2 separate regions of the Homo sapiens genome follow, and region 1 is linked to region 2. The links are chromatin contacts, found by Hi-C in ENCODE. All regions are on one chromosome and are shown on one strand. Each heading gives the region's core, a stretch centred on a gene start or an enhancer-like site at or near the end of the contact. The rest is flanking DNA. Distances are from core to core; before and after follow the strand shown. Region 1 overlaps LINC00870 (long intergenic non-protein coding RNA 870). Region 2 holds the start of ARL6IP5 (ARF like GTPase 6 interacting protein 5).

Region 1 (4,388 bases), core at 1,520-4,019, 3.1 Mb before region 2:
ATGTATTTAAAATATTTATTAACTCATTAGAATAACAATAATAAACCCCTTATATGTTAACATGTGTATCATATTTTTATGAAAAATAACTATATTTTCTTAAAAGTTAGTAAAATAAAGTTGTATTGTTTTTACATTTTTGCCAATCTAATCTTTTCTTTTTTCTTCTTTTTGAGGCAAGGTCTTGCTCTGTCACCCAGGCTGGAGTACACTGGCACGATCACGGCTTACTGCAGCCTCGATCTCCTGGGCTCAAGCGATCATCCTCCTGCCTCAGCCTCCCAAGTATTTGGGACTACAGGTGCACACCACACAATTTTTTTTTTTTTTTTTTTTTTTTTTTAGCAGAGACAAGGACTCACTATGTTGCCCAGGCTGTTCTTGAACTCCTGGGCTCAAGTAATCCTCCCACCTCAGCCTCCCAAGGTGGTGTTGGGATTACAGGCTTGAGTCACCATGCCTGGCCTCAGCTTCTGTCTTAATTGAAGACAGCCAGATTCCCATATATGTTCTTCATTCAATCTATTGGGATGCGTTGTTTTGGTTAAAATGTATTTAAAAATTCAGCTTCACACAGTTGGAAACGAAAGGACGATTTTAATACCCTCTTCAGATAACTGTGGCTATTCCTTTGTGATACTATACCAAAACTCAACAAGTGGTAGTTTTTGTACTGGTTAGATGCAACATGAAATCTGAAAACCTATCAGTGAGCTTTTATATTTTATCATATTAAAATCAATCTGTCTATGTTGTGTTTTAAATGGACCTTTTACCCATGTGTGATTCTATAACATTATATCAACTATTTGGAAAATATTGGTTCACAGAGTTCTGCAGATCTACCAAATGTTGACACATTTTGTTACATAATATCAAAAGGTCGCATGTGTTCATATCCACACTGATCTTATCAGAAGAGTCTTCAAACATGGGGAAGCTGTCAAGCACATAGTGGAGGATATAAGTTTTCCAGAAATTCTGTTTTTTGATGGCAAGCTAAAATTTTTTCATTGGCAGCAATGAGAAGGCATGAGATTGCTACCTAGCCTTAGTCTCACATAAACTCAAAGCTTCCCTCCCCAACTTCTCTCTTCTTCAGTCTTTGCCATGCACCAGAGGTCCTGTCTTTCAGCAATGCTCTTCTGCAAGTGAGGTAATATTGTATTAGCTTTTGTGTGTCACTGATTTTTTTTTCTTTTACCTTTTTCTGTATAGTCTGGATAAGCCTATTGTTTCTGCATCTAACCCTGCTAGCTTCAAATTACTTTCTCCTCCTCCCTGTGGAATGGTGGATTGGTTCCCATGAGCAGTCAAAGACAAGACAGGGAACAGTATGAGGCCACCTACTGAATAGTTCTTGAATCAGTCACCTTCCCCCACTCCTAGCCACCACAACTTAGCCAGAAGCCACCATTTTCTTTGGCTGGGATTTTGGCAACAGGCTCATAACAGGTCTGCAGGCCTTGAGTCTGGAGGCCTCGCCTAGTCCATTCCCTTCTGGCAAGCCAGAGAGCAAATCTGCAGCAGTCCTGCCCCGATACCTACTGCAACCTGGGAGAAGAGCACAAAGGAGGGTGCAAGGCCCATCTCCAGCCCCACGCATGTGGACCCCACAGACTGCAAGTCCAAGAGTTGCCCACCCCTCCTGTACACACACGGTTGCCTCTCAGATTGGCCTGCTGGACAAAAGCTGTAGCAGCCTCCCTGGAGAAGGAAGAGGGACAAGAGAAAGAGGTGTGCACAGACCCTAAAGGTAGGCTCAGGATGTTTGGAGCAGGAGTTCCAAGTATGTAAAGCATGATGCATAAAGAAGTGGATGTAGGTTCCAGGTGGCGAATCCTTAGGTATCACCACTCCTCAACCAGGTTGTCGGGGAGGCAGTGGGCTCCAGGGTAGAGCCCTATAAATCACACCCTAAGCAAGAACCTCAGGTGCCCGTGTCTAAAGGTGTAACAGTGTGCAAATGTAACCTACATGACCCTTCATCATTCACAGGATCAAGTGCCCACGCCTTGGTCTACCAGGCCTCTCCCAGTCTGGCTCCTGCCTACCTGTCTTTCTTGCCCTTGACTGTGTCTGGCTCTCGTCCCTAGGTGCCCCATGCTGTCTCACTGCAGGGACTTTACAGCACGTGACCTCCTCTGGGCCTTGCCCTGGATGACATCTCATCTTTGCTGTGCTCTGCTCAGAGATCATTCTTCCCTGGCACCCCAGTCCGCCAGCTCTAGACTTAAGTCTGGGTTGGCTTCTAGTCTTTGGCCTTCACAGCTTTCATATCCTCTCTGTCCTCCACCACAACAAAGCATGACAGCTATCATTAGGCAGTGCTCACTATTTACAGCTAAGGGCACTGAGTGCTTCCAGTAACTCTATGACATGCATGCTGTGTTTATGCCCATTTTACAGGTGAGGGAACTGAGATGAAGCATCGTAACTAATTTGGCCACAGGGCCAGCTAATAAGAGAGTCAGGCTCCAAGTTTAGACACCAAGCTTTTAACCACTGTGCCAGTGATTTTCGGTCCTTAAACTTTTGAGTACAACAGAATCACTGGTGTGCACACGATTGATGTGCAGCAGAGGGGAGAGAGTAAGTTTATTAAAGTACAGACTCCTGGGCCCCACCAATCCAGAGATTCTGATTCTATAGGTCAAAGGTGGGGCCCAGAAAGCTGCATTTTTATAAGCTCCCCAGGGGATTCAGATGCAGGTATTAGGGGGAACCACACTTGGAGAATCACACACTTTCCTGCCTAACCGCAAGTCCTAAACTGCAACCCGCTAAATATAATTAGGTCTTCTGGGCTCAGCAGGGCCCCTGAGAAGGAGGAAGAAGATACTGCGTGCATCTAGCAAGTTCTCCACACCACCTGTGGTGGTGGTTGGAGTGGGGAGGGCCTTTCCCTGGGGGGAAGATACACACCCTGGTTGCATCATATAGACACAACACCAGAGCCATAATCTGGGGTGTCCAGAAGCCAGCACACCCTCCACATTCTGTGTTCAGCTCCGGCTTGGCCACAATTACCTGGAACCTGGTCTGTCTGCCCCTGCCCCACCCCTCTGGCTGCTGCTAGTTAACTGGAAGCTGTGGCCACAGGGCGTATGGGCTGAGAACATAATTAGGGAGCCCATTCCCAGCCGAACAGCCGGAGGACTTTTGTACCTTGTCCATCTCTTCTCTGAGACTTGTCAAGACACTCAGTGGTTGGTCAGCAGCCCTGACTTGGGTACCATAAAGCAGGGAGGATGGGGGGCAGCAAAGAGGACTGTGTGGTGACCTCACTGGGTGGTCTCCTTCAAGCCTTTCCAGCTCTGCCAGCAAGAACAAAGTGACAAGGCCTCTTCTTAGAAGGAGGAAAGAGATGTGTCCTCAACTCAGGGGACAGCCAGGGCGATCTGAGACACTGGGCCTTTCTTTCACCTCATTGTTTCCTCTGTCATAATTTTCAATTTTCCCCTGCCTTTCTTTCTTTCTTCTTTTTTTTTTTTTTTTTTTTTTTAGATGGAGTCTCGCTCTGTTGCCCAGGCTGGAGTGCAGTAGCGTGATCTTGGCTCACTGCAACCTCTGCCTCCCGGGTTCAAACTATTCTCCTGAGTCAGTCTCCCCACTAGCTGGGATTACAGGCATGTACCACCACACCCAGCTAATTTTTGTATTTTTAGTAGAGATGGGGGTTTCACCACGCTGGCCAGGCTGGTCTCGAACTCCTGACCTCAAGTGATCTGCCCATCTCGCCTCCCAAAGTGCTGGGATTACAGGTGTGAGCTACCGCGCCTGGCCTCCCCTGGATTTCTATTCCTTTCTTAATCATCTTCTCTGTCCCTGTCCACTTTACCTTTTGAGAGAGATTATTCCCAGAGTCCCCAGTGAGTCATCTGTAGCCAGGTTGTGACCCCCTGACCAAGCAGGGCCAATGGGATTTCCCTCCCAGTGACCTGGCCTTAGGGCTCAGACTTACAAATCAAGTCGCTTCGTGGACTAAACCTTTAAGGTGCATAGACTTGGGCTGGAGCTGCCTGTGCTGGGGTGGTTGGGGTGGCCGTGCTGGGGAGGCATTTGGGAGTCACATGTTCTGGTGTGCAAACAGAGAGCTGGGGGCTGGTCTACAGCAAAAAGCAGGCAAATGAAGCAGAGAAGGAGAAAAGTGCTCCTTAAGAACCCAAAGAGAGAGGAGGAAGAGCCCATTTGCTTCCTGCCAGCTTTCCAATTCCCAGCACCAGTCTGTTGTGAGGAATTTCTAGTCTTAAACTAGAGGATACCCAGATGAATTCTTGTCCTTGTGACCTGCAAGATAACCTAACTCCTCAGGATTGCTTTCCCTGTGTTTAAGTTAGCGCAAGTGAGTTTGTTTTGGTCAAGCAAATCATCCCTTATGAAGACAG
Region 2 (4,553 bases), core at 1-2,500:
TTTCTCCCAAGCCAGCTTGCTGCTTCTTCCCTCTACGTCTGCCCTGAAATAGAAATGTCAGACATTTAAGTGCAAGTGAGTCCTTTATAAAGTCTGAGGGTGGCTTTTTCTTTAAAGATGTGTAGGAGATAATCAGCAAGATTGAGAATATCACCACCCATCCTGCATAAGCGAGAGAAGCATTTCTTAAAGGGTGAACTAGAAGGAAAGGTGGTTTCTAGGAAAGCAGGTGTACATGCAGTCTCAACACAGGATACTTTGTTAAGTATCAGGTATTGAAAAGGCCTTCTGATACATTGAAACCTCAGGCTAGGAAGCGAAGACAGAGAAAGTGACCACGCCTGGCCACTGCTGGAAGAAAATGCCAGAAGGCCATCTTCCCACAGTCATGGCAGCCTTTACCCCACAATGGGAGATGCGCCACCAGGAGACACCCCCCCTTTTGATCCCAAGCTCAGCTTTACTGTACAGTGTGGCAGGCATTAGGCAGAGAAAGCAGCAAAGTGCGTCGCCACTTGGTTGCCCTTTTTACACTAGCCCGGGTCCACACCCTGCCGCCCCAGCCAGCTCCAGGGTAGGGTTACACCACTTTCCTTTTTCTTCTTATTTTTAAAAGACGAGGGCGCTACAAATATCTTTCCAGCAAGAGCCCGATCCTGGCACGCGGGCGGGGGCAGGGGGGTGGGGGAACTCTCATTTTTCTTCCCTGCGGCTGGCAAATTTTCCCCGTCCTCTTTCCCCTAGGGCCCCCCTCAAGTCTCAGCCCTTGGTGCAGAAAATGGGGCCCCAGGTTACTGCGGCCTCGCCCTGCAAACAAGTTTCCACTGGCTTGGCCGCTTGCAGAATTGCCAGGGCAGGCGCTGAGCGTGGTCAGAGAGCGTCTCTACATCCCGGGATCTTGCACCCCGAGGCCCCTCCGTGCTCGCCCCGGATCGGTGTCCCGGGTAGGGGGACCCCACTTACCCCACAATGGAAATCATCATGGCAGCCACCACCAGGTAGTTGGTCTGGTAATAGAGCAGGTTGCTCACTACGCGGTTGTTCCATTTGGAAATGTCCCTGAAGTCCGGCCGGGCAAAGCGATCGGAACCCGGGAAGAAATCGTCCCAGGCGCGGAGTGGGGCGATATTAACGTCCATGTTCTCAGCTTTGCGTTCTTCGCCTCCAGAATCTGGCGGCGGCGGCGGCGGCAACCGATCAGCTGAGCTGAGTTGGAGAGTTGACAGCGGCTCCGTCTCGGTCGGCTTTGCGGTTGGCAGACAGCAGAGCAAAGGAAATTGGGAGTGGGCGGGCGTGTTTGCTCCTCTTTACTTCTTCATTGGCTCTTGGTTGGGTACAGGAAAACAGGAACCTCCAGACAGAACAAGGGACTGAGTGCAGAATAGAGACGAAATGACAGAAAGCAACTAGCGGAAATCCCCTGTCTGAAGGGAGGTGGCAATGCCTTCTCTAGCAGCAGAGAAGCTGCCTCCTTCGAAATACCTTTTTTGAAGGTTTACCTAGGAGTGTGTTCTCTGACTTAGAGAAAAATTTTGGCAGCTGTGCAGATGCCAATCTAAGTGAAATGAAATGGAAGGCGACTACAGTGTTAATGGAGAATGAGCTGCTTTTGAAAACTAAGTCTTACTAACCTCTACACATCTGAATGCAATTCCCATGTTTTCTCTGTTTCACCATGAGTCACTATGTGTGAAATCAGATTGGCAAAACGGGAAAGAAGGTCATGTAGAACAGAAGGGCTGGTCTGTTTTTTTCACTTCTCTTCTTTGTTCTCCACCTCTGTTCTCTCTAGGCTAAATTGTTGGACTGCTATGCCATTCTGATAAAGTAGGCACTCTGGCCACTTCAGTCCTGAGCTGGGCATGTTGCTTACATTTTAAAGCAAACAGTTGTCTGCAGTGAACTAGTTGTTCTGCATCCAGCATTTTCTGGGCAGAAATATGCATTCCACTTCAAAAGTTTTCTTAGTTTTATTGCAATATTTGGTGACAGCTTTCACTGAGGGACCACAATATATTCATAGATAACGTGATGTTTTGTATCCCAGCCCAAAGACCTGGCAAAAGAAGTATTCGTTGTCAATTCTCTTCTAAGCTTCCAAGGGTCATCTTTTTTCAGTTAAGGGGCTGATTGGTACAATGCATGAGAAAAAAAGTAGTTTGTTTAATTGTATAATGTAATAGGTAGAATTCTAAGGTGAAGATTTCTAAGATAACAGAGTCTCTAAGCCCCTAAGTGGCTTAGACAAGGTGAATTCACTCTACTCAGATCACCAATTTTTGAAAACTTGGAAAGTAATGAAATATACTAATGCAAAGTCTAGAAAACATAATTTAATTTTCCTTATTAATTCAGAAGACAGTTAAGGAGCTTACAGCGACTCTAAGAAATTACTACTACTACTGTTGTTTAGGAAAATTTGGTGATTGCATGGAATTAGTGCTAAGATATATCTTATGTGCTGCTTTTTGAATAAAGTTTAAAATGTGAAAATATTCCTGAGTGCTCATGTTTTCTTGATTCTGGAAAAATGGGATGGTGTGAAGTCAGAGAAAGCAAAATTAGAGTCGCAGCTCCTTCCTCTCTGGCAGGTGACTTTGGAGAAACTACTTAATCTCTCCCAGCCTCGGTGTCTTCATGTGTAAAGTGGGGATAATGGAACATCTGCCATATAGACGAGGCTAAGTGAAGGAATGTATAGGAAATGCTTAGTGTATAATAAAGGTTCACAGTTATATGTTACTATTATTGTTATTAGCAATAGGATAGCCCACGATTCTTGTTTGCTATTAATAGTGCTTTAATCTGATTTGTTTTCTATGCTTTCATTATAAACATCTACTAACTTTTCTCTACCTTGCTCCAACTTTATTGTTGTGGATGTATCTGGGTAGGGGGAAAAGGTTGAGAATATTCAGTACAATGCCAGCAAGTATTTCGAGTTCTTTTGAGGCTCTGTGAAAGCACTGTGGGTTTTTTTTCTTTTCTTTTCTTTTTTTTTTTAAAGAGGAGAAAAATGTAATCCTGCTCTGCCTTCAAAACTTCTGCAATCCAGTGGAAACACTAGTTAAATATGAGACAGTAAGAGGAGTGCTAAATAGAGATGCACTGAGCCTCAGTGCTCAGTTACAGGAAGTCAGAGGGTGTGGAGGAATTCCCCAGGGCTTCAGAATGTCAAGAGGCAGCACTGTGGGCAAGCTGAGTAAATCATCTTGGTCAAGATGAGAGTGGGAACTCCAGTGGGGCCCCACACTGTTGGTGAGATTTATGAGTATTAGAAGCTGTAACTAAGAACTTTATCTTCCAACTGCTCAGAACTGCATGACCAAAAGCTGTCAAGAGTGTATTAGTAACAATATGATTACTCCTTGATCACAGGCAATTGATACCCAAGAAAGAATTAAACCTCTTTAGAGGTTTAAACATAAATAAATAAATTCTGAAAAGACAGAGAAAGCTGTTTATAGCATGATTCCCTTCTGTCTCCCTCCCAAAATGTTAACCCTGTCTCTCTCTTTGGGGTATGGGAGATTTTTTTTTTCTCTAAATATTTCTACCTTTGTTAAATTATTTTAAATAAAAATGAACATGTAATGAGTCATTACTTTTTTCCAGTAACTGTTTGAAATGCTATTAGTAGCAGCTCTTTGTTAGTGTTCATTCCGGGGAGGGAGGGGTCAGATTCACTGTAGAGGTCTTTCTGGAGCTTTAATTTATTATTATTTTTAGAGACAGGGTCTCACTATGTTGCCCAGGCTGGTTTTAAACTCCTGGGCTCAAACAGTCCTCCCACCTCAGCCTCCCAAGTAGCCGGGACTACAGGTGTGGGAAGCCGAGCCCTGCTTGATGGGGCTTTTATAATGGGACTGGTGTGTCTAGATAGGACCATTCAGACTATCTGTCTGTTTAAAAACCATAGCAGATAGTCTAATTGTTTATGATATGTTCCATTTGAAGTAAAATAAATCTGTTGAAGGTTTTGCTTGCATGTCTCTGTTGCTTTCATTCCTGGCAAGGGCAGATGGCTATTTCTAATCCGTCAATCAATCTAAGCCAGTGAGAGTGCCTGGTGTCGTTTATCAAAATACCACCATGGTGAGTCAGGCTGTTAGTCTCAAAGCAAGCAGATGCAGGGCCAGATACCTTTGCAGACTTCTTCATCGGCTAGCTGTACTCTATCCCTAGGCCTCAGTTTCCTCCCCTGTGAAATGGGTGAGACTGGACTAGGTGGCCTTTAAGGTGACTGCTGCTTTTCACTATCTGAGAGGGTTGCAATGCTCACTACCACTAATCAAAGGGTATCCAGTATTGTTGGGGGTTCAGGCTACAGGAGCCCATTTTGATAAGCACTGAGGTTAAATCCTCAGTGAAACCATCTGTGGAGTTGTCTGGGCAAGAAAAAGTAGTTTCATAGTTGACGCTGAGACATGTGATGCAGAAGGAGGCTGGTATCTCTTGATAGGGACTGTGAACTCTATTCCCACGCTCACTGCCTGGCATTGACTTTCAGCTCAGTGAATGCTATTGAACTGAACCTAATTGGGGGACCATAA

The links. Hi-C counts contacts between places; a loop is a spot of excess contacts on that map. Pooled maps may share reads with other maps.
Region 1: a map with no recorded cell type shows a loop between it and region 2 (5-fold over the local background). The contact joins the enhancer-like site here to the promoter of ARL6IP5 in region 2. A Hi-C loop is called at or near these places in 2 of 37 single-sample maps with no recorded cell type and 3 of 50 pooled maps.

The regions. Positions count from the first base shown.
Region 1 is chr3:72,162,517-72,166,904 of GRCh38, reverse strand. The region is part of intron 2 of LINC00870 (long intergenic non-protein coding RNA 870); the gene reads right to left. Among named protein-coding and RNA genes, the nearest start is that of LINC00870, 13 kb to the right of the region's middle. RefSeq lists enhancers at 2,102-2,211, 2,722-2,991, 3,992-4,091, 4,112-4,161. Within about 2 kb of position 2,769, at least 4 of the 41 ENCODE cell types and tissues checked have a DNase peak (open chromatin) inside an H3K27ac peak, as active enhancers do.
Region 2 is chr3:69,081,634-69,086,186 of GRCh38, reverse strand. ARL6IP5 (ARF like GTPase 6 interacting protein 5) reads right to left here and starts at 1,250. Exons shown (of 3, transcript NM_006407.4): 1 at 964-1,250. The coding sequence starts at 1,139. RefSeq lists enhancers at 1,170-1,479, 3,087-3,246, 4,051-4,110.